Linked DNA regions of Mus musculus: region 2 is linked to region 1. Evidence: chromatin loops called from intact Hi-C (ENCODE). Cell type or tissue: heart. All regions are shown on one strand. Links, peaks and the distances in the headings refer to the core of each region. The heading gives the core; the rest is flanking DNA. Region 1 overlaps Unc119b (unc-119 lipid binding chaperone B). Region 2 overlaps Cabp1 (calcium binding protein 1).

Region 1 (11,505 bases), core at 2,142-10,141:
GATCTAATTGTTAATGTGACTCTGGATTAGCCAAAGGAAGCGGTGGCCATAGTGTCAGGGCTGCTGCACAGGAGAGGAAACACTATTAAAAATAAGTATGCCGGGCGTGGTGGCTCACGCCTTTAATCCCAGCACTCAGGAGGCAGAGGCAGGCGGATTTCTGGCTGGTCTACAAAGTGAGTTCCAGGACAGCCAAGGCTATACAGAGAAACCCTGTCTCGAAAAACAAAACAAAAACAAACAAACAAAAAAGTAAATGCTAACGTTAAGAAAACACGTTAGATGCCAACCACGATGCATCCTGTGATTTAATAGAGCTCTGAGGATGGAAACAGTTGACACTTGGACCACTTGATGCAGAGAGGTTGAGAGTTATGTCCAAGGTCATAGGTCGGAGTTAAATGCCAAGCCCCTCCCCCCACCCCCCGCCATGAAGGACCAACTCACCCAGAACCTCAGCTAGGACTGAAATGGCGTAAGGGGTGTGGATAGGGCCGCATAAGGGGAGCTGGCGATGAGGGACCCGCGGGAAAAGCGCCGAGCAGGAGCCCGGATCCCTCAGAGTCTGGGCCTTGCACCGGCCAGAGGCTACCAAACTAGGACAAAGGCCACGCGCAGCCACTGGGTGCTGCCCACTCGTCTGCCCGGGGCCACAGCAGGACCGGCCGCCAGGATCTCCGCCCTGTGACCCGCCCTGGGGCTCCGCACTCACCTCTACGGAGAGGGCCACGGGCCCGGGCGAGCAAGGCGGCAGCCATGGGCACAGACCTCCAGGACCTCCTGCAGCAGCTCTGGAGTTCCGGACGGCAGGGGCAGGGCCTGGGCCACGCCCACACGGCTGCAGGGGCGGGGCCGGCGCCGAGCCCGGGCCACGCCCACCGGGCCGCAGGGGCAGGCCTGAGACAGGCTCACGACCTAGGGTCCGGGCCTCACCCAGGAAGTCAACTTAATTCCAGCGACTTCTGAGCCTGAGGCAGAATTGCAGGTTCTCCCTGTATTACGGAGTAAATTCAAGCCCAGCTTGGGCAACTTTGCAGTATCTTCAAAATGAAAGTTTAAAGAGGGCGTGAGGAGGTCCTCCCTGCCTAGCAGACATAAGGCGCTGGGTTCAGTTTTAGGGAGAGAAGAGAAGAGCTAGCACCTACTCCTGCCCACCCACTTCTGCATCCTGTCAGCTGTCAGCGTAATCCCTGGCTCCCTGACCATCTTTGCTCGGCCACACAAGGCAGGCAGCTTTTGCCCTCTTGCCTGGATTTCATGCTACCATTCCTAGCCCACAGTTTTACATCCAGCCTTTTATTTTACTTATTTATTTACTATTCATCTCTCACACTAGTCTGTGGATTCCAAAAGGGCTGGAAGGGGGCTGGTGAGATGGCTCAGTGGGTAAGAGCACCCGACTGCTCTTCCGAAGGTCCAGAGTTCAAATCCCAGCAACCACATGGTGGCTCACAACCATCCGTAATGAGATCTGACTCCCTCTTCTGGAGTGTATGAAGACAGCTACAGTGTATGTACATAAAATAATAAAATAAATCTTTAAAACAAAACAAAACAAAAAACAAAAAGCCTGGAAGGCTCAGTATCTAGCCCATTGCATGGGGATGCTGGGCAGGAAGATTCCCTCCAGCCCTCAGATGTGAATGTGAAACAGAGCTACTGTCTTCTGCACCTCGTGGGGGGGGGGGGGGCAGAGCCCTGCTGGGAGTAGGGGTACTGCCCATTAACTCCAAGGGTTGAGGGTTGAGTCCTAGCACCCTCAGAACAACTTCGCTCGGTCCCAGAGACTGTCAGTGTCATTAGCTCCCTGGTTTACATGCACCCTACATATCTGCTCACTGAACTTCACAGCCCACCACTACCTAGAAAACAATACACTGAAGAGAGGGTGGTAGTTTAGACTGCAAATGATCCCATCTGTCCATTTCTTCCCCCACCCCCAAAGTCTGGAACTGCCTTTAAAGGGGGGGGGGGGCTTTCAAATAACGTGCTGACTCTTTGCCCAATCCTCTGGTCATCCATCCGTCTTCCCTACCTGGTCACCAGACAGAACCGGATGGAAGACGAAAGAGAGACACTGGAGCCTGAGAGGTGGTGCAGAGGGTAGACTTCACATGTGAGCATGACCTGAGTTGGAACCCCAGCATCCATTTGACCTGGGTGCAGGATTCCATCCGATGGGGACTGCAAAGACAAGGATTCTGGGAGCTCACTGACATCCAGTCTAAAGGGGCTGGTGAGTTCCTGCTTCAGTAAGAAAAAACTGTCTCCAAAAACGAGACAGCTGCCAGGCTCTAATGGTGACATGACTTTAATCCTAGACCTGGAGGCAGAGGCGACTGGGTCTCTGTGAGTTCCAGGCCAGCCTGGTCTACAAAGTAAGTTCCAAAATAGCCAGGGCTACACAGAGAAATCATCTCTCAAAAAAACAAAAACAAAAAAAACCCAAAACAATAGATGACCAGGCCAGGTGGTCCACAGGGCCTGGCTAGCCTGGAACTTGCCATTAAAGACTAGAGACAAGCCTTGAACTCACAGAGTTGAGTGTGGGAATTACAGGCAGGTGCCACCACTCAAACCCATGTCTTTGAAGGTTTGTTTTGGTTTGGTTTGGTTTTGGTTTTGGTTTTTTAAGGGGCCTGGAAAATGGCTCAGTGAGCAAAGGCACTTGCTGCCAAGGCCGATGACGTCAGTTCTATCTCCAGAAGCTGCCTGGGGCCATCTGCAGCCTTCGACATGGTGGCCAGCTCTGACTGGCAGTCAGGCTGCCCCTTTATTTTTATAGGTTTCACAGAACAATGACCGGCTAGCAATTACCCAAGAAGGACAGATTACGTGTTTGATTTTTTTCATTATATGTCCAGGGTTACAAGTGCAGTCACAATTAGAAAGTACAAATAGAAGGGGCTGGAGAGATGGCTCAGCGGTTAAGAGCACTGACTGCTCTTTCAGAGGTCCTGAGTTAAAAATCCCAGCAACCACGTGGGGGCTCACAACCACCCATAATGAGATCTGACACCCTCTTCTGGTGTGTCTGAAGTCAGCTACAGTGTGCTTATTTATAATAATAAATCTTTGGGCCAGAGTGAGCAGGGACTGAGCAAGCAGAGGTCCTGAATTCAATTCTCAACAACCATGAAGGCTCACAACCATCTGCACAGATAGAGTGAGTGTACTCATATGCATAAATCTTTAAAAATAAATCTAAAAAAAAAAAGCTATCTGCCCAGCTTAGGCTTGCAGCTTAAGAAAAACCCAGGATGGGTGGGTGGGTATGGGGGACTTTTGGTATAGCATTGGAAATGTAAATGAGCTAAATACCTAATAAAAAATGGAAAAAAAAAAAAAAAAAAGAAAAACCCAGGTCTCTGTGCCTTTACTCAGGCGCTAACACGGCTAGAGTGGGCACAGGAGCCCTGCAGTTATTTACTCAGGCGCTAACACGGCTAGAGTGGGCACAGGAGCCCTGCAGTTATTTGGGAGCAAAAGGGGTAAATGAATCCCACACACACCCAAAAATCTGCAATGACAATGCAAAGCCACCGCTGCCTGGCTTGTTTTTGCTTTTGGAGACAGGGTCTCACTACGTGACCTTGCCTGTCCTGGAATAGTAAACCAGGCTGGCCTCAGAGACTGGCCTGCCTCTGCCTCCCAAGCCCTAAATTAAAGGTGTGGCACCATGCTTGCTCAGCTCAGACACGTACAGATAATCGAGGTCATTTTGTTATCACACACACACACACACACACACACACACACACACGCTGGTAAGCCTGTCTTAAGGGCTGGGGCAGTGGGGCGTATGCTGTTGGGAACATCCATCCCATAAATGTTCTCCATCCATAAATGTTTAACTCTTAGTCCCTGAGGAAAACCTTCAACAGAAAAACTTAAAAAAGAAACAGGTGACTCTCAGCTGTTCCTCAGTTATAAACCAGTGACACCCAAGTCAACAAAAACAGAAATGCCACAGCCAAGCAAAGGGACTGGGACCCTGCCCACCCTCCAAGCCCTCAAAGGCCCAATCAGGAGGCAAGTCAGAGTGAACATATTGTGAAAAATCTTTATTACTGTCTCTTGTGGTAAAATAATCTTATACAAATAGAATCACCTGATTTGTTTTGGACTGAGGATTTTAAGGACAGAGATGTTTCCTATTTCTGTGAAAAATAGATTTACAGGGAAAATGGACTTTCACAACTTGAGTGACAGCATCGTAAAGGCCATGATCCCTCACGAACAAGAATGCGCCCACCTCGTCCAGACTCCCTGTGGCTATGGTGCTCTGGACATGGAATGTGGATGTTTTCAGAATCTGAGTCTATGGCTCACCCCAGACACAGCAAAATGCTGTCCCTAGGAACTGGAAATCAGATGCCCAGGGCCAGGAGAAGCTTCAGGAGGCTCATATGAGCCAGCGTTGGGCTAACCTGAGACAAGAGCTTATGTCAGCCCAAGTACTGGCCATCTTTATTCCTGTATTTACGGTTCAGAAGGGCAGCTCATCCCCAAGACATGGGGCAAGGATGGAGATGGAGCAGAACTTTGCCTCATACCAGGAAGGGTTCAGCCCAGGGTGGGGACGAGGTCCCCAGGGGCTGCCATCCTCTCAGATTACTGTTATGGGCATGGGGCATGCATGCCCGACCCCCAAGCACTGATTCCCTCTTCCACTGCATCACAGGAAGCCACTGTAGCCACTGGTGTTCCTGGACAGTTTGACTTCTGACTCGGCTTCTGCTTGTTCAGTTATTTACAAAGTATGACTTCCAGTTTACTCAAGTCAGGCACAAAAGTTGGAATTTCAAACTCTCTAGCAAACAGCAAGCTGCTTCCCTAAGCAGTCAGACACGGACCGCTGGCCCTTCAGAAGCTAAAGACTGCTCCATCCTACCAGGATGACTGAGCACCCGGCCTCAGTGTGCTCTGAGAACAGGCTGAAGGGAAAGGGGATGCAGCCCTTCTCCAGCCAGTAGTGTGGGCTCTCCAAGCAAAGCCAGCATGACAGGCAGGAGACAGCGTGCCAGAAAACAGGAGCGTCCCAGGCTGTGAGCTACTGAGCTAAGGCCACGCAGCTCTCGGAAGCACACGCTAGGCAGTATTTACTGATACACCGGGTACCAAACACCTCTCAGACTCTGGAATAGAGCAAAGACTCTGAGGCTTGTCAAGAGCATGGAAAGCTCACCAGAGGAGCCACGTGAGGAAAGGCAGAGAGACACTCATGTCTGTATGCAGGTGAGGGAGATTGGCCCCGCAGCTCCCAGCAGCACATGGGGCAGAGCCACACTTAAGGCACCTAGAGTTGGAATGGACTCCAGTTCTGAGATCCACTGGAATGGTCAGGAGGTGCCCACCATAGGGCACCTGGGCCCCCATCTATCTCAGTGGGTAAACGCAGTGCAGCATGAAGGATAACTAGGTTTCCCAGTCCCGAAGCCTCCGGAGCACAGCATCACTGCACCATCAGGTGCTGGCCCGGTACAGGGCCTGGGTCCAAACCCAGAACCACTAACACCCTAGAAGCCAACAGCGACACGGCCAAAGCACATCCTTTCTCTCAAGTACTCTGGGGCCCTGGTCTCATTACAGGTGACATTACAGGTGACATGGTGCCTCAGAGACACTTCATGCACACCCACCCTTCCAGCACTTCATTCAGTGACAAATGAACCCCAGCCACAGTGTCCTAGAGCTGCCCACAGGGACAACCTAGGGAGCCAGAGAGGTGGGAGTCAGTCAGTGGGGATCTGAGGACCCCTGAGGCGCACCTAAGGACTGCTCTGACAGGCAACCTCGGCCTATGCTGCCCTTCCCAAACACTCACACATGCAGCAGTCTGGGGCAGGACCATGTGACTTTAGCAGAAAGGCAAACAGAGAGGAAAGCACTCCTAAACATCAGACTGCTCTAGAGGCAGTCCCCACCCAGAGCCTCTCTTCCAGGGTCACTGGAAACAGAGTCAGCTCTCTCTAAAGCCCCAACTGTGCCTCTCCCATGAGCCACATTAGCCTGGGAGCCGACCAGTCCTATCACGATCTATCAGCATCCTGGGCTCTAAATACTGACGTAAAAATCCCCGAAGAAGTCTGAGAAGGAAGAGAGCAAAGCACAGGGTGCACACTAAACTCAAGAGACACCGTTCTGTGAACAGAACTGCCCAGGGCCACGGCAGGACATGGTAAAAGTCACGGCCAGGGAAGCAGGAGGGAGGCTCATGGCTTCTAGAGCAAGAACAGAAGATGCCACCAGGCTGAGACCGTGGTCCCCCCAGGCCTGGCTGTGGCTTCTCAAAGGCAGTAAGAAGCCCCCTCAAAACCTTATCTTTGACTCTGGTGCCACCTCCCAACCCAGTGGCTTAGCCCGGGCTCTGCCTACCCCAGTCCCTCTTCAAGTTTCTTCCAGTTGGCCTAACTGCATAGGCGAGGACAGACTGTGCCAGTGGCACGGGACGGGGGAGAAGTGAGCTGCTCTCAGCTGCCCAAAGCACCCAGGAACCTGCAGGGGCTGGGAACCTGCAGCCCAGCCCAGCACAAGCCTTCTGGCAGACAAAGCTGTGCCTGGACAGTCAGGCTTGTCGGGATAAGCAGTGCACAGCTAAGACTATACAGAAATAATCTTTTATCTGGATCCCGGGAAGCTTACCCTAATCTTTTACTTCACTATAATACCTCTGTGAACTAGGGGGCAGGGAACAAACACTGGGAAGAGAAACTGCTGGCTGGCACCTCCTTGGAGCACAAAACCCCGCCGCCGCCGCCCCAGCTGCAGCTTCCTGGACCAGGTTCGAGGTGGGTGTTGACGGGCGACAGCTGCAATTCCTGCTCGGTGCTCGTGGTGGCGGCAGAGGACCTCCCTGTCCACTCCCGCAGCAGTTACTGGCCTCCATTATAGGCATAGTCCGCCTTGTTGTGCATCACCAGCTTGTTGTCAACAAAGTAGAAGCTGTCGGAGCGCGTCTCATAGGGATTTTCAATCATCAGACGAACTGTGAGGGAAGAGCAAGCTCTGTGAGTCTGCCCCACAGCCAGGCGGAAGCCGCTCAGCATCCCTCCAAAGACAGAGCAGCACTTTGCAAAGCTTGAGTGCAAAAGAATCCAGGGAGCCTGGAGGGCGCCAGATGGACTGTGACGTCCAGTCCAGTTCTACACCAGGATGCAATCAACTCTTTAGTCATCCCTAGCCTCATCTGTCTTGCCGTATCCTAGGAAACAAACTTCTCAGTCACGACCACTTCTTTCCTCCACGCTCCTGGCCGGCCCAGCAGTGAGCCCTGCTTTTGGCCTGCTGCCACCTCTGGATATTCCAGCAGAAACCCAGAGTAGCATGCCCCTCTGTACCTGCCTCTCTGGGTTGTCTGGTTTGTGGAGGAAGGATCTCACTGTACCACTCTGGCTGGCTCTGAACTCACAGAGATTTGCTGCCTTCTGCTTCCCAAGGGCCAGGGGGCACCACCATAACCAACTCACTTGTTAATTTTTTTTAAATTACTTATTTTATGTGTACAAGGTTTTGTTTTGTTTTGTTTTGCCTGCCTGTAGACATCTGTACACTACATGTGTGCTACTCTCAGATGCCAGAAGTGAGGCTAAAGCCCTGTGAGCAGCCCCGGTGTAGGCACTGGGAATGGAGCCCAGGTCCTCTGGGAGAAGAACCATGCTCTTCCCCACGTCTCCATCCTCCTACCGCTATGGGCCTGCAAGCCAAAAGAACCTTAGGTGCCCAGTCAGAGGAACAGAGGGAAGCCACTCTCTAGAGAGGCCCATTTGCCTAGGGAACTTCTGTCTGTCTGTCTGTCTAAGCCCTTGCCCTCCCCTCTTTCCACACTGGAAGAAGGTGAATACAATTCCGGTTCCCTCCACTTGGCTCTGATTTAAGAGCCCTGGGCCATCTCCTAGCCATAGGGAAAGGCATCTCAGGTGTAAGCAGTGTCAGCCATGCTCAGCTCTCTGTGCTCAGCCGGGCCACAGCAATGCAGTGTACACTCTGACTCAACTCCACACCCTTGGACGGTTTGCTTTCACCAGTTGATCTAACCCTGCAAGCATCTGCACCTCCAGGTCAGCTCAGGCCAGAATGAGATTCTGTCAGGACGCCCTGCCCGGCTCGAAGGCGCCCCACCTGGGTGCTGTTGTCACAAGAGTGGAGCGCCCACTCCAGAGCATGCAATCGCCAGGGACCTGAGACTGAGAGAACACACGTCATATTGCAGTAAGCAGGGCACAGTGGGGCTGTGAGCAACAGTGAGAGGCCTTAGTGACTCAGCCTGGGTCCTCAGAGGCAGAAGACAGGAACCTGAGGTCACATGACCTGACACACAGCAAGCCACACTTCGCTCTTGTGCAGTGAGGCCACTGGAGCAGGTGGTGGTCAGAATCTAGCTCAGAGGGAGGGAGGGAGGCACGGAGGGGTGTGTGTGTGTGTGTGTGTGTGTGTGTGTGTGTGTGTGTATGTGTGTGTGTGTGTGTGTGTGTGTGTGCGCGCGCGCGCATACGTACTGACGTCCTCGGAGAGCTGCGGGAACTCGTAGATGTGCTCACACGTGTTTCTGCTGCTAGGGATGCAGAAGCCAAAATCAAAGTCAAAGGTCTTCAGCAGCCGCTCCCGGAAGTAGTGCCGCTCGATCATCCGGAAACCTGTCACTGGCCTGTCACCCACAGTGAACTCTACCCTGTAAGAGAATCTCTATGAGATTCTTCATTTCCTCACAGCCAGCCTCAGCCCCACAGAGCGCATTCTTCCTTACGATAAGCCAAATGTTCTGCCCTCAGAAAAATAACAGCACTCACGTGGCACCAACGGTCCGGAGGCGAAGAAACGCCGGTGTGAACTGATATCGAACGAAACGGCCCACACTGATATCCACGTCGACGCTCTCCTCCTCCGCATCCTGGTCTTGGTCTGCAAGAGCACAGAGCTGAGCCGTGAGCACCCACGTACCCACCCAGCACGCCACCGACTGACAGATCACACTAGTTCCAACCCTACAGCCCTGCTTCCTGGGCACAGACTGGCAACAGGCTGTACCAGGCTTCAGGCAGCCCCGTAGGGAGGAGCCGCTCGTTCTGATTTCACAGATGGCTTCACAGAGAAGGACACTGAAGTTCAAAATGCTAAGTCACGCCCAAGCCCAAAGTTCCCAAACAGGTAAGGGATTGAGCAAAGTTCTGAATGCAGGTCCAGCTGACCAAAGTCTGTTCTTAAAACATGATGCGATTTGCCTTATATGATTTGGGGGGATGGGCACGTCCTGGGGTGAAATAATAAGAGGCAGGCTGAACACGGGCTATGACTTGTGTGACTCCAATCCTACAGCCGAGTCCACGCTGACTGGATCAGAGCACCAGACTCTAAGCAGGATGGGAGGCAGAGAGGGCTGGGCATGAGAGGCATCCTGGGAGCACCGTCTGATTTCCAACGACCCTGACTGACCAAACGCAGGACGCTCATGTCTATTGCAGGACACCCTGACCCACTTCTCTGACCACCTGGAACCAGCACGTGGACTGGCATGTGCTCCGTGCCATCCCCTGGTCCAGCCTACTGCTGATTCCACATAAAAGATCTACAATGGTCACAGTATGAACGTGGAGGGGAATTCTCTACACATCTGAGCACCCAGCATCTGTGCCTGTGATGTCCCAGGGGTACTGGCGCGCTGTCCTGGTTTGGGGCTTCTACCTACATGGTAAGGGCCCGGATCCACTGATGTGATTCAAGCCCATCAGAGCAACCCATGCAGGAGGGCACTCTGGTGTGAGCGAGTGCTCACGGACTAGGAGGGATGAAGACCACACACCTACAGCATCTGCAGCAGCCTTTCCGGAGGCTTCGGTGCCTTGAGCAGGACCAGAAGATGACGGGGGGAAATGCAAGGCCCGCTGAGCCAGGCCGGTGATCAAGTTGGGCTAACACTTTCCTAGCAAGTCTGCCTGTGTGTTTTAAGCCAGATAAGTGCTCCGTTCACGAGAGAACCGCAGCTCGGGACTGCCTTTTATTTCTCTGAGATGCTAATACCTATATTCTCAGAGAATCGCTGGCTCATTCTGAGCCACAAATCCAATGAGAAGAACTTTGCAAAGTAAGTTTTATTAGGGGCTGGAAAGATGGCTCAGGGTTAGGAACACCGGTTGTTCTTCCAGTGAACCTGGGTTCAATTCCCACCACCCACTTGGCAGCTCACAACTGTCTGTAACTCCAGGTCCAGGAGACTCAATACAGTCACTCAGACATACATGCAGGGAAAACACCAATTCACATAAAATAAAAATAAATAAATTATTTTTTAAAAAGAGTAAGTTTCATTAGAGATCCCAGTTGAAAGGCCCGTGGATGGCTACCCTGTAAAGGTCGTTGGAGACCAGAGCTCCCTCCTCATTACCCACGCAGAAGGAGAGAACCAACGCCCACAAGCTATCCCCACCTCATTTCTGCTCCAGCATGCACGCACACATGCACCCCATACTCACACAATCACAGTAAAACTTACACCCGCACCTCCACTTAAACAGCAAATGTGAGGCTAGCTCTAGCCACACGCGATTGTCTCAAAATGAGAAAATCAAGCAAACAGAGGGAAGTAAAAGAATCAGTTCTCCTCGTACCTCAGAGGGTGATGGTCACTGAGTCCCCAGGCTCATCTTTTGTCACACAGAGTCACAGAAATGCTCTCGTGGAGTCTGTCGTACACTTAAGAATAATCTTTCTTTCTTTTTTTGTTTTTAAAAATTTATTATTTTTATTTTATGTATGTGAGTGCACTGTAGCTGTCTTCAGACACCCCAGAAGAGGGCATTGGATCCCATTACAGATGGTTGTGAGCCACCATGAGGTTGCTGGGATTTGAACTCAGGACCTCTGGAAGAGCAGTCAGTGCTCTTAACCGCTGAGCCATCTCTCCAGCCCAAGAATAATCTTTTACTTAGAAAGAAAAGAGACAGACAGAGAGACAGGCAGACCACAGGGCTGGAACACTTAGTGTTCTTACAGAGGACTGTCAGGCAGCCGAGGGATCCAACACCCTCTTCTGGCCTCTAGAGGCTACTGTACTCATTGCACAAACCCCGGAGGGACACACTGGGGCACACACAGTTTTGGGGTTTTGTTTTTTGGTTTTTTTTAATCTTTGGAAACAAACAAAACAGAAAAGACAAGCCATTAAAGCAGGGCTTGGAAAGAAACGGAAAGCACTCGTTACAGACAGCTGGGGACGCTGCCTTGCCGCCTGCGGCAAGGGCTCAGGGCGGGCAGGGCTCACTTTCTTCCTACAGTTCAGTCCAGCCGCAGTGGGGTCAGTACACACTGCAGACAGCGTGCAGCACTGAACAAGCACAGAGGCTTAGGGGAGGGTCCCGTGGGAATTCTGGGGCTCAGCTCCCTCTCAGTAAAAAGTGGCTGAGCCACTCACAAGGACAAGATGACATAAGGCAATTCACTAAGGAGCCTGGATGGTGTCACAACACAAGAAATGTCAACTTCCTATGCTGGCTGCTGTGACTGTACCTG
Region 2 (11,505 bases), core at 2,643-10,642, 64 kb after region 1:
GAGAGAGCTGTCTGTCTGAGACACACAGAACTATATACTCGATGTCCCAACTGGCTGCCTCTAGCTAAGCACACACACAGGTATAGACAGGAGAAGCCTGTTCTCTTGGAGTCTCCCTCGCCCTGTCCTCTCATGCTCCTCTTCCAAGCCTGAGGGGATGGGGGTGGGATTTCTGTTGATGGAGACTCGATTCCAACCTCTTCCAACACCCTAAACCCCTTCCAGACCTAGAGGAAGAACAGCATATGGGTTCCTCAAAGGAGACACAGTGACTCAGACCAAGGCTGGAGGGTCACTTGTAAGAAATCTCTGAACACAAGGGATGGCCACAGACCAAGGCTCATTCTAGTTTGAAACTCTGCTCCACTTACACCTCTGAACCTGTGCTGGAAATGGCAAAGACCAGAGAGCCCTTCCCTCTAAGAAGGGGTCTGTGAGAAAAGAGCCCGGGACTGGATGCAAGACTAGCTCCAGGAAGTAACCTTACTGGAGATGTTTGTGGGAAAAGCAGACTTTCCGTTTCTGGCCGAATCTCACACGAGTTGGCTCGGGAGAAGCACAGGCCGAGGAGGGGAGGCAGCAGGGAGCACAGAATCCTCAGAGTGTTTAGTGTGCTGGCTCTGGACCCCATCTTGGGAGAAGCTCTGAATCTGCCACTTGCTCTCTGTGTGACCTTGTACAGCTCCCTTCATCCCCTATGTGCCCCAGCATCCTCCCTTACTCTTGGGTGTTAATCATCTGTATCCACAAGGCTCTTGTGAGCCAACGAAGAAAGCTACGGCCTATAGATCGTTTTTGCATAGTGTTTCAAACACATTAAGAGCCAAACAAATGAACTTGCCGTCGTTAAGGCAACAATGCAGACAATGATGTTGGTAGAGCAAGTGAAGAGATGTTGGGAGCCAGAAGGCATTTTTACTTCTGGCTCCAGGGGAAGTGGGGGAACATCTGCCAATCAGCAAAGAAACGAGAAGGATGGAGAGGAATTTGCACCCACGAAGAACGAGCCAGTGGTGGCTGGGAATTTCCACTGCATCTCTTGAGTATAACTCTGCCTGGCACCAAGTTGCCCCAGGAGACAGCCGTTCCTCCCCAGCCAGCGAGGATGGCACCTGACAGGCTGGTCCTGCCCGGCTCAGGGCTGGAAGCAGGGTACCTATCACCCTGTCCATTTTCCCAGCTTCTACTTAAGGAGCAGAGCCAGGGACCAGGAATGCCTGGCCTGGAACCAGGAGAAGCCAGAATATTAGAGAATGTAGTGACCTCCAGCTCTCTAACCAAACAAACTGCCTGAGGGCACACGGGTCAAAACTCCCGATCTACTCAGGCTCAAGGAGAACGTGAAGGGAGATAGGAGGGGGCGAGCTGCTCTACAGGGTAGGGAGTTGAACTCGACAATCTCGAAGGTCGTATTTTGGAATTTATGAATAACATTTCTGGCAGTGGGAGAAAGAAAAGCGTGCGTAGAATGCCAGCCAGCCCCGAGTTTACACAGTGCAGGCTCCAAATCCCAGGCTCTGCTAGCGACCAGATGACCTCAGAAATGCTTATCTCTGGGCCCAGCTTTCTTTCTCTGCAAACCTAGCCAGGGGAAGTGTTCAGAAGAAAAGAGGGAGTGTGATGGCAAATATGCTGTAAATAATCCAAAAGAAGAAATGATTCCTACGAATTATGATCACTTCCACCAGGGGACTAAGAACCTCGCCTGCTGTACTATGGCTTGGTGGTAGAGAGAGGCACAGGGTTCAGCACGCATGAGGCTCTGGGTAATAAAGTCTTCCTGGGTATGGTGGCTCAAGTCTATACTATATTTCTAATATGCAGCAGCTAAGGCAAGAGAATCTTGATTTCCAGGCCAGCCTGGGCTACAAACAGAAACCTCACCACAGAAGCAGCGGTAACGATCACCACTCTCTTCCGCTTTTATACTCCATCCTTTACCTCGGATGATAGTGAGCATCCTAACGCGTGTCTGGTACTGTTTACATCTGGCGCTGTGCACAGCACACGATCATTTTAAGAGTTAAATACTTGGGGCTGGGTGTGGTGATACACCTTTCATCCCAGGACTTTGGAGGCAGAAGCAGGAAAACTATGAGTTTGAGGCCAGTCTGGTCTGCATTGTGAATTCCAGGCCAGTCACGGCTATACGGTAAAACGTTGTCTCAACGCAAAGCAAAACATAACAAAACAACAACAACAAACCAAACCAGCCAGCTGCACTGGCTCATACATATAACCCCGATGCTGAAGGAAGCCCAGGTTTCAGAGTAAGCCCTTGTTTCTAGTAAGCAGAACAGAACAAACAAACAGACAAAGCTACACATCAGGCCTGGGCGGTGTGTAGCTCTGAGCTTGATCCCCATAGATCACAATGTACATAGGCATTAGCATTCCCAGCTGATGGGCAAAGGAACTAAGTCTCAGGACGTTAAGTAATTTGTCCAAAATCGAATGGCCAGAAAGAAGAGGCTCAAGCACTCATGAGAAGAGGGTAGGAGGCAGAGGACAGGCCTCGTTCTTCAATTCATATCCCTCTGCGTTGGCATTTGCCTGGGATCCTCTAATTTAGATCAGCTTCCGCTTCCCCAGATCCTCCCAGGCAGAAGCCTCCCCTAAGAGAATGGCAGACTCTGAGGCACAATGGAAACGTCAGACGCCCCCCCCCCCCCCGAGCCGCCCAAGGAACGGCCGAAGATTAAATGGAATTTGATGTCAACGGCTTAGCCACACGAGGAAGGCGACAGGGCGAAAAAGCCCCAAGTGTCCTAAATTGAGAGGTCAGAAGCAGAATGGGGAAGATGGGACCTGAGTGAAGGCTCCATTAGCCAATCCAAGACCTTCGGTGAGTCACCTGACCCTCCAATCCCCGCCCCCTCGATTGGCAATCCCATTTCTTATTTGGCAAATGAAAACACTGGAGGCAAAAATCTTTATCAGTCTACGACCTGACTCCAGCCAGCCTGCAATATACGCAGAGCCCAAGCAGAACACACTCTAAACATAACCCAGACCTTCCTGGAGAAGCCCGAGGGAGGGAACACTCGCTTTCTCCAAGGAATTCTTGCAAAAAAAAGTCCTAGCGTACAAGCAGTAAATCCACCCTGAAAAGTGACATGTACAATCCTGACCCACATATCTCTCAGGCACCGTGTTTCTCAAAAGAAGCCATCCTGGGTCCTAAGACCATATGGTCCTGACTCCCACCCCTGACTCAAGAGTTATTGTAAATATAATCAAAGGGGGACATTTCCTTGCTTAATACGGTTCCTTCGAAACTTAGATAATTGGTTCTCAACCTGTAGGTCATGACCCCTTTGGCAAACGTCACAAATCATAACAGTAGCAACATTACTGTTAAGGAGAACCAACAAAAATAATGTAATAGTTGGGGGTCACCACAGCACGAGGAGCCACATTAAAGGGCTGCCGCCTTAGGAAGTTTGAGAACCACTGGCTTAGAGATTACCAGTGAGGAGCACAGACCGGCTCAGCCCTGGGGTCTGCTCCTGAAGGGTCTCCGATGCTTTAGACTCTAAATATGTACACTGCCATCCTAAGAATCCACACGTTTCATCTTATAGCCATGAAGCCCCAAAGTCACATGGTTTCTTGCTTACCTCTTTCATGAATCCCAGATATGACCTTCCGGGACCCCATGACCTCTCACCCCTAACCCCAGGCACCTTTAAGCCCTAACTTTAGCTCAGAGCCTCCCTAGAACATAAGAATCTGCTGATGGAGGGTGTCTTGAAGTCAGAATAGGGACACAGTTTTGGACAGACACCCTGGGAAGCCTAATGAACATCAGATGCCCACCCACTTCATCCCCTCTGGGGTAGGCAACAAGATGTCCGCAACCCCAGTACCAAGACTCGGGGGCTCCCAAAACATACCTTTCTTGAGAGGTTTCTTAGTGGCGACTTGACGCAGTTGCCCATCCTACGCTGACACAGCCCCTTTGGCGGTCTCTGGGTCCATGAAGGAGGCTTCTGGGGGCGGGGGGGGGGGGCGCAGAAGACCTCAGTCTGGGTCACTGCCAACCCCAGCGACTCTCTCTGCTCCAGTCGCTCTTCCTCCAGGACAGAGCTGAGCCGGAGCGCGCGTGCTCGTCTGTCTGCCTGCCTGCCTGCCTGCCTGTCTGCTCCTGCTGATTTTTTTTTTTTTCCTGGTGGTTTGTATGTGCGTTTGTGTGTCTAGGTTTAACTTTCTAGTCAGTTTCTTAAGGAGCCGAAGGCAGAAGGAAAAAGTGCATAGCACCGGGGGAAAAAATCCCCTGGAGAGTAGATCACAGAGGGCACTGGCGCTGGGAAGCCTTTAGGATCATCAACAACAGATTACAGCATTAGGCTCAGTCCATTCTCTGTCTATCCCCTTGCCTCAGCCCCTCCTTCTTATGCTACCAAATATGCAGGGAGATTGCCTTGGGGAGGGGGACCCAAGGTGGCAGCTGCAACTGGGAATTAGGCCAGCAGATCCAGAAGGGGAAAGCTGGCTAGGGCCCCCAAAGCCAGGGTGCCTCACAGCCTGCGCACACGCACGCGTGGTTGAACACACAGGCACACACACACACACACACACACACACACACACACACACACTAACCACACACATGCATGCACACGCAGGACCCCAGGGAGATGTAAGCCGGGTCTGGAGAGCACTGAGCCGGGTGAGCATGCCTCATCAGCCACTGGCAATTCCAGCTGACTGAGCAGCAAGGTGGTTCTCAGTTGAGGGCCTGGGAGATCTTGTGACGTCTCTATTACGCTCCATTTTTCACACTTGCCTCATCGCTGACATGGAATGAGGCTCCAGGGCTGGCGGCACAGCTGAAGCCACAGCTGTCATCTGCTTCTTCCTTATGCTCCCTCTGCCGTGGAAAGGCTCTCTGACCCTCGGGAAGCCAAGCGATGGCCTTGAGGAGAGGAGAATGAAGGCAGCGCTGGCACAGAGGACGTGGCCAAGGTCTCTCTGGTCCTTCCCATCCTCTTCCCAATTCTGACCTAAAGGTCTTTTTCACTGGCTTCGCTGGAGTGCAGAACAGGGAGGTTTGCCTTTTAAAAATGGTCCTCCGAGTTCCCACAGTCGGAACTTTACAGATGACTCGGTGTTCCTTGTCCCTCCAAATTCTTGCTTTGGCAAGGGAATTCTCATGCCTCAGATGTCCGGGTCTGAGCGCGGCAGTGGTAGGCGGGTACCCAGAGAAGCATTCCTCTTATCCGTGTATCCAGCTTTTCCCCAGCAGGGGGCGCCAGAGATAGACCAGGAGGTTGACCTACTCCCTGGCCCCTGATGCAATCGCAGACACCAAGCCCAGACTGCTTCCTCTCCCAGGGACTTTTGTCCATTGGGATGTCTGGTCAGGAATTTCATTAGAGAAGATGGCTGGGTTCCTTGCCCAGTGGGTGGCACAGGCTTCCTCCTAGGAGGCTAAAAAGGAGGTCGCTGGCTAGTTCACTATGTCTCTGGTGCTGTGTGTCGCTGCAGACCAGGGAACGGTGTTGCCTAGGCAGTTTCTTGATGCCTTGCTTGGCCCATACTCCTGGAGGAGGGGAAAAGGAAGAAGCCACTCCCCGAACACAAAAGGAGGAGACTGGGTGGGAACAGCTAAAGGGCAGGAAAGAGGGTAAAGATGCCAGAGAGCTGGGGAGGGGCAGACCGCTAACGGAAATGCAAAGCAACTCAGAGGAAGCACTCCGCTGGTCCAGGGGTCTGGGTCAATGGCCTCTGATGAATGGGGAAGGATCTGGGGTCTAAGGTTGAGCCCCAGCTCTGCCTGTGATCACCTTCTATTCCTGAGCTTCAGTTTCCTCCGTTAGAAAATGGGACTTTCCCTGTCTGGCTAATACGGCGCATACAGGAAAGCCTGTGGTACATAATAGGCGCTGATAAGTAATTATTCAAGTGGAAGAAGGAAGTATCGTTTGCCCGGCATTTATGAGCCGGGTGCTGTGCTTGGCTCTGGAAACAATGAAGAGGAACAACAACAACGGGAGTTTACATCCTCGCAGGTGGGCAAGAGAGAGTGAGGAGTACAATTATTTAACTATAGTCCAGAATAACGCTAAGAAAGAGAAATACAGGCGGGCAGTGGTGCCGCATGCCTTTAATCCCAGCACTTGGGAGGCAGAGGCAGGCGGACTTCTGAGTTCGAGGCCAGCCTGGTCTACAAAGTGTGTTCTAGGACAGCCAGGGCTACACAGAGAAACCCTGTCTTGAAAACACACACACACACACACACACACACACACACACACCAAAAAAAAAAAAATGAGGGAGAGAGAGAGAGAGAGAAAAGAAAGAGAAACACAGAAACAGCTGGACCCTGCCCTGAAATCCCTGGTGCAGTGGGCATAGGGCGGCCAAGTGCAGAGTCTGTGGACTCTCTGGGGAGCTCTAACCTGTAGCTGGCATTAAGACCCACTGAGAGTGGCTGGGAAAATGATTCAGTGGTTGTGTGTGCTTGTTGTTTTTGCAGAGGCCCCGGGGTCGGTTCCCAGCACCCACGGGGATGCTCACAACCTTTTGTAACTCCAGTTCCAGAGGATCTAATGTACCACTTCTGAGCTCTGAAGGCATCAGGCACACATGTGGTACACATACAAACAGGGGGAAAACACACTCATACACATAAAATAAAAATAAGTCTTTTTAAAAATATGAAAGACGACGTACCAGGGATAGAATGCCGAGTCAGACGAATTGCGATGATCTGATTCACTTTGGACTTCTGGAGGTTGTCCCTTAGATACTAACAACACCTCCTTTGGGCTCTTATGGGTGGCTAACAAAACAATATCACAAAAGGTGCCGCCCAGTGTCTGGCACCAAAAACCTGTCCCATTCCTCTGCCTCGAACTGAAAGGGCTAAACGCAGCATCCACTCATCCAGTTATTCAGCCCTGGTGACTCCTGCCCCCTGCAGGCCAGTCTCAGGTATAGCAGGTCCTTGTCGACCTTGGCTTTGTATGCCTCTGTCCTTGGAAACTGGAGACAGAAGACAGCAAAACCAATCAAATGCTTAAAGAAAGCCCATCCTGCAACTCAGCAAGATTGTGCAGTTGGTCAAAGTACTTCCTGCTGAGCCTCACTACCTGATCAGGATTCCTGGGATCCAGATGGTACAAGGAGAGAGTCAACTTCTGAAAGCTATCTTCTGGCCTACACACACACACACACACACACACACACACACCCTTGAGCATACATACACACATACACACTTGTGCACATGTACACACACATATACCCATACCCATGTACATGTGCATGCACACACATTTGCATATACATGCACACCCATATACACACATATACATGCACACACACGTATGCCTGCCTCTGCCCACCAAGAGCTTGGATTAAAGGTGTGCACCACCACACTTGGCAAACACACATTTTAAATAAATAAATGTACAAAAATTCAAGGTCTTTTTCTGCTTTGGGGTAAGAATGTGGTGGACATTGTTGAGGCTTAAGGTCAGCTAGGGACCCAGAAGGACCAGATATGGGGGTTTTAAAGTCTCCTTAAACTAAACTGGGCAGGGGCGGGAGGTTTGACCTTCCCTTAAAAACGCAGCAAGGCTGACGCTTGGGAGTTTCCTCTAAGAAGTGAAGAACACTTTGTGACATACACTCTTCTTATTCTCTGCAAGTCCCTGGGCCTCTGGAGCCCTGCTTTGGATTCTGAACAGAATAATAGGATCAGAGGGTGAGAAGGCTGAGCCCATTGCTGGTTATCCCCGCTTAGGAGGGTGGCCGGTCTTAGGTCTCCACCAGATCAACCAACAGCATATGAACTTGGGTGACAACCCAGTGCCGGGACACTCAGGGAGAGGGCTGGGGTACACAGCATGTGAGGTACCCTGTGAACACCTCTGATAACTTCCATTCCTGGCCAGCCCAGTGCCACTCAGATGACAGGTGTTACCCATTTATTTACTATGTGACCTCTGACAGGCACTGCCCTCTCCAGAGCCTGTGTTCTCATTTCGAAAATGGGGGGTGGGGTGGGGATGGTGATGAAGCCAACCCTCCAAGGACAGACTCTGGCAATTTTGGATTCCAGACTGAGGGTTTTTGAGTAGCCCTGCCGATCACCGGGAACAGCCGAAGCCAAACGCAGACATCCAGACATCCCAGATGATGCTCTCGTCCACTGACTCAGCCTCTCCTAACATCATGATTGATGCCAACCACAGGCTGACCTTCTCCTTCCTCGTCCCGGGCCTCAAAGGAAAGGCAACGGAAAAGAGCAAGTAGCACAGGAATGGATATTCACAGTCCTGATCTTCAACTTCACACAGGCTGATGCGGTTGAACCCGCAGGGCCCGAGCCATCATGGCCCTGGCCCATCTCCTCCGTCTGTACCACAGGAACGAGGAAACCCAGGAGTCACTCATGAATACTGTGATGCTTTTTGCGTATTGCATGGACACTGGGCTGGTCCCTCCACATCAAGAGAGATGTTTCTCTAGGATGGTACCAGAGCTGGGGGCGTTACTTGCATTAGTCTCTTCTCAAGCTTTAAAACAAAAGCAGGTGTGTTCATATCATAGTCTTCCAAGGCCCAAGATCTCATATCCATATCGTGCTTATTCAAGGTCGTGTCTCACGCCCCACAGTCTGCCTGGGCACCTGGGTGTCCTTAGCTGGTAGAGCTAGGGACAGGTCGCTGACATTGCGCTCTGAGCCCATTCTTTTAAAAGCCTTTCTAGCCCAGCATGGAGGCAGCATCCCTTACCCTGCGCTTACTCAGACTGCGGCACTCTTTTAATGACTATTAATGAAGGCAGTCACAGGAATGCAGGCTGCTCTTTAGCCAGCGCTCACTATGAACCAGGCCCCTGATATCCTTCATCTCAGGCGAGCCTCATCACAACCCTGCAAGGCAGCTTTTCCCCACTCTCAATTCTGGAAGAAGAAACCACCGCCACAGAGAGAAAAATGATGCCAAGGTCACAGAGATACAAAGTGACAAAGTTGGAAGCTAGGGATCTGGTACCTTTCCCAGCCACCATCCCACACATCAGCCTTGAAGCCACAGTGTCTCCTCCCTACAGGCAGCAGAGACACTCCCGGTTGTCACTGGGGGGTGTGTGGAGGTGGGGGGTCTTACTTCCCATTTCCCCAAGTGTGGAGAGTCTATCTGGATACCTCTAGTGTGCCCAATCCTGGCTCTCTCTGCTGCTATTACAAGCAGAAGAAGTGCAGCCTTATAGTTAATCAGCATCAGCAACAGCAACATAGATGCCACCCTGGCTTGGTGATACCCAGTGGACCAAGCTCTCTATACCTAGGCCTGCAGAAACCATTTAACTTCCCCAATTCACTATAATTGATCTTTTCTCTCTCTCTCTCTCTCTCTCTCTCTCTCTCTCTCTCTCTCAATAAATAAAAGCCCTGATGAGATAAAAGCAATTCACCTAATTCACCTGAGGTTTAAAAAAAAAAAGTTAAAATTTTTGATAAATAAGTTAACGGCGTGAACAAAATACACTTTGCCCTAAGTGGATCCACCTAGAACTTTCTGTTTTCAGGGCTCCATTTTGCCTTCTCTTAGTCTCCACCCTATCTTTAAGGACAGAATGTTCAATGCAGGAGAGAGATAGCAAGGAGAAACTACTTCTTCCTAGTCAAAGGAGACAGGAGGCTCTGACACAAACCTCTTAGATGGGTTTGTGGTCCTGTCCCCACAAATCCCTTAGAGGAGTCGTCACCAGGAAACTCAAACTGAATGTGCTGAGGGGAGGGGGTGGAAGGGGAGAGAGTCTGCTGCTCTGAGAGGCAAGCGCTTCCAGAGAGAGGTAGTAAATATTTCATGGCACCTTCCAGCTCCTTGTGACTCAAGTGACCCCGTGACATTTCAGAACCCGGGGGCTGGAGAATCGTCTCCACTTAATGGCTGAGACATGGAAGAGGTCGTTGAAAGGTTCTGGGGCTTGGACAAAGGCCTCTGCCAGCAAATGTTGCAAATGTAGGGAGCAATGGTCCTTTTGCCAGATCACTGGCAAACTGACTAATCAGCCTGATGACTGGGCACCTTCCAAACGGCTGGGTCGAGAGCTCCAAAACAGCCCCAAATCCTAACTCTTCCCACCACTCGCTTCCTAGTGTACCACCAATGCCCCGGGAAAGTAGGTGTTCAAGAAATGCTTAGTAACTGAGTGAATTGCAGCTCCCCACTCACAACACAGCATTTGAATGACAACCCAGTCCAGACCCACAAATCACTCCTAACACGCTTAGGCTCCTTGGAGCACACAAACCACTGCAGTGAGCATCTCCCTTGGCACGTAGCCAGGCTCTCGCCCTCTCCCTCTCTCTCGCAGGGCCCTGCGTCCAAACCTCTACTCCTGAGCACCGCTAACAGGGCTCCCTGCAGGAACAAAGCCGTGTGCCTGCTGGCCCCGTCACACCATCACAGCGGTCCCGGTGCAACCCGAATCCACGTGCAGCTGCCTTCATGACAGAGCCCCGCCTGCATTAACCACTGCAGAGTAGTATTTTGAAAAGAAGCGAGCAGTTCTGAAGCAAAAAACACACGCGGCCTCCTGATCCCCGCACAGCCAGCGGGAGCTTGAGGTGGTTATCTTTGCGATAGATCCTACCAAAGAAACACTTAGACCCCTGTGTCTGAAACTATGCCAGCCTTTTGATTGCGCCTCTGCAGAACTGACTCCCTGAGTTTGATTCAATTACAGTCTCCCAACTAGAGGAAATCTTGGCTTTGCTCAGAAGTTCACGGGTTCCTGTCTCTCCTGCGACACAATACCACAATGTAGCCTTGAGCTGTTTGTAAATGCCCCGCTGACTGGAATCCTTGCGGGCAAAGGCGTGCGAGGGACAAAAATGAGTCACCAATGACCTCTTAGTGGCCTTCCTAACCCTAAAAGGCACACCAACCCAGGCTTGGATTTTCTGGGTCTTATCCCACAATTGCCTAACTGCCATTCAGATAGCATCCCTGGAATACCATCTTCCTTGAAAACACTCTCAAGTTCTAGATGGAGCCGTAGCTCTGGACAGACCCTTCATGCCTGTCCAGACATCTCTTCTCCTCCCCATTTTTCCAATCCCCTAACTTTCCCAGACCTTTGAGGACACTCTAAGTCACGGCTAGTATAAATCATCCACAAGCAACTCGCTGTACTCCCAGGCCCTCCCCCTTTGCCGCTCAGACTCCAAGCCCTTCGCTCCTCTGGGTCGCCAGAGGCCAGAGAGAGGAGAAGGTTGGCGCCGCCTGCTCCAAGCGCTGCTCACGACCCTGGAAAATCTCCCGGAGGATTGCGGAGGTCGCTCTTGCAGGTGCGAGGCAGGCTCAGCTGAGCGGCGCCCAGGAAGAGGCCCGAAGTGTGGACAGCGCACAGGGTGCTGAATCAGACACGGGGGTGGCGGAGCGCCAGGGCCGCGGGAGGACAGGATGAGCCAAGGTGCACCCCGACTGGGCAGAGCGAGCAGAACCGGGGACGCGCCGCCGCCGTAGGGTCCCGAGCGCCGGT

The links. Peaks named below come from ENCODE experiments on the same cell type or tissue, not always from the same donor. Only the 100,000 strongest peaks of a DNase experiment are listed, where the experiment ranks them.
Region 2: a loop joins it to region 1, with 5 times the contacts of the local background. A loop is called at or near these places in 10 of 42 quality-filtered maps.

Annotation. Positions count from the first base shown.
Region 1 is chr5:115,118,513-115,130,017 of GRCm38, forward strand. Unc119b (unc-119 lipid binding chaperone B) reads right to left here. Exons shown (of 5, transcript NM_175352.4): 3 at 8,790-8,901; 4 at 8,499-8,671; 5 at 4,054-6,988. The coding sequence ends at 6,876. It overlaps Acads (acyl-Coenzyme A dehydrogenase, short chain), which reads right to left and starts at 834. Exons shown (of 10, transcript NM_007383.3): 1 at 713-834. The coding sequence starts at 758. In heart, for the core only: no CTCF peak of the experiment used is centred there; DNase peaks (open chromatin) are centred at 6,391, 6,839 and 8,127.
Region 2 is chr5:115,182,116-115,193,620 of GRCm38, forward strand. All of the region lies in intron 1 of Cabp1 (calcium binding protein 1), which reads right to left. Among named protein-coding and RNA genes, the nearest start is that of Gm35515, 6.5 kb to the right of the region's middle. In heart, for the core only: CTCF peaks have their summits at 5,240 (motif pointing right) and 6,920 (motif pointing left); DNase peaks (open chromatin) are centred at 2,846, 4,716, 5,266 and 5,606; H3K4me3 peaks cover 2,414 bases; H3K27ac peaks cover 559 bases; H3K27me3 peaks cover 5,099 bases.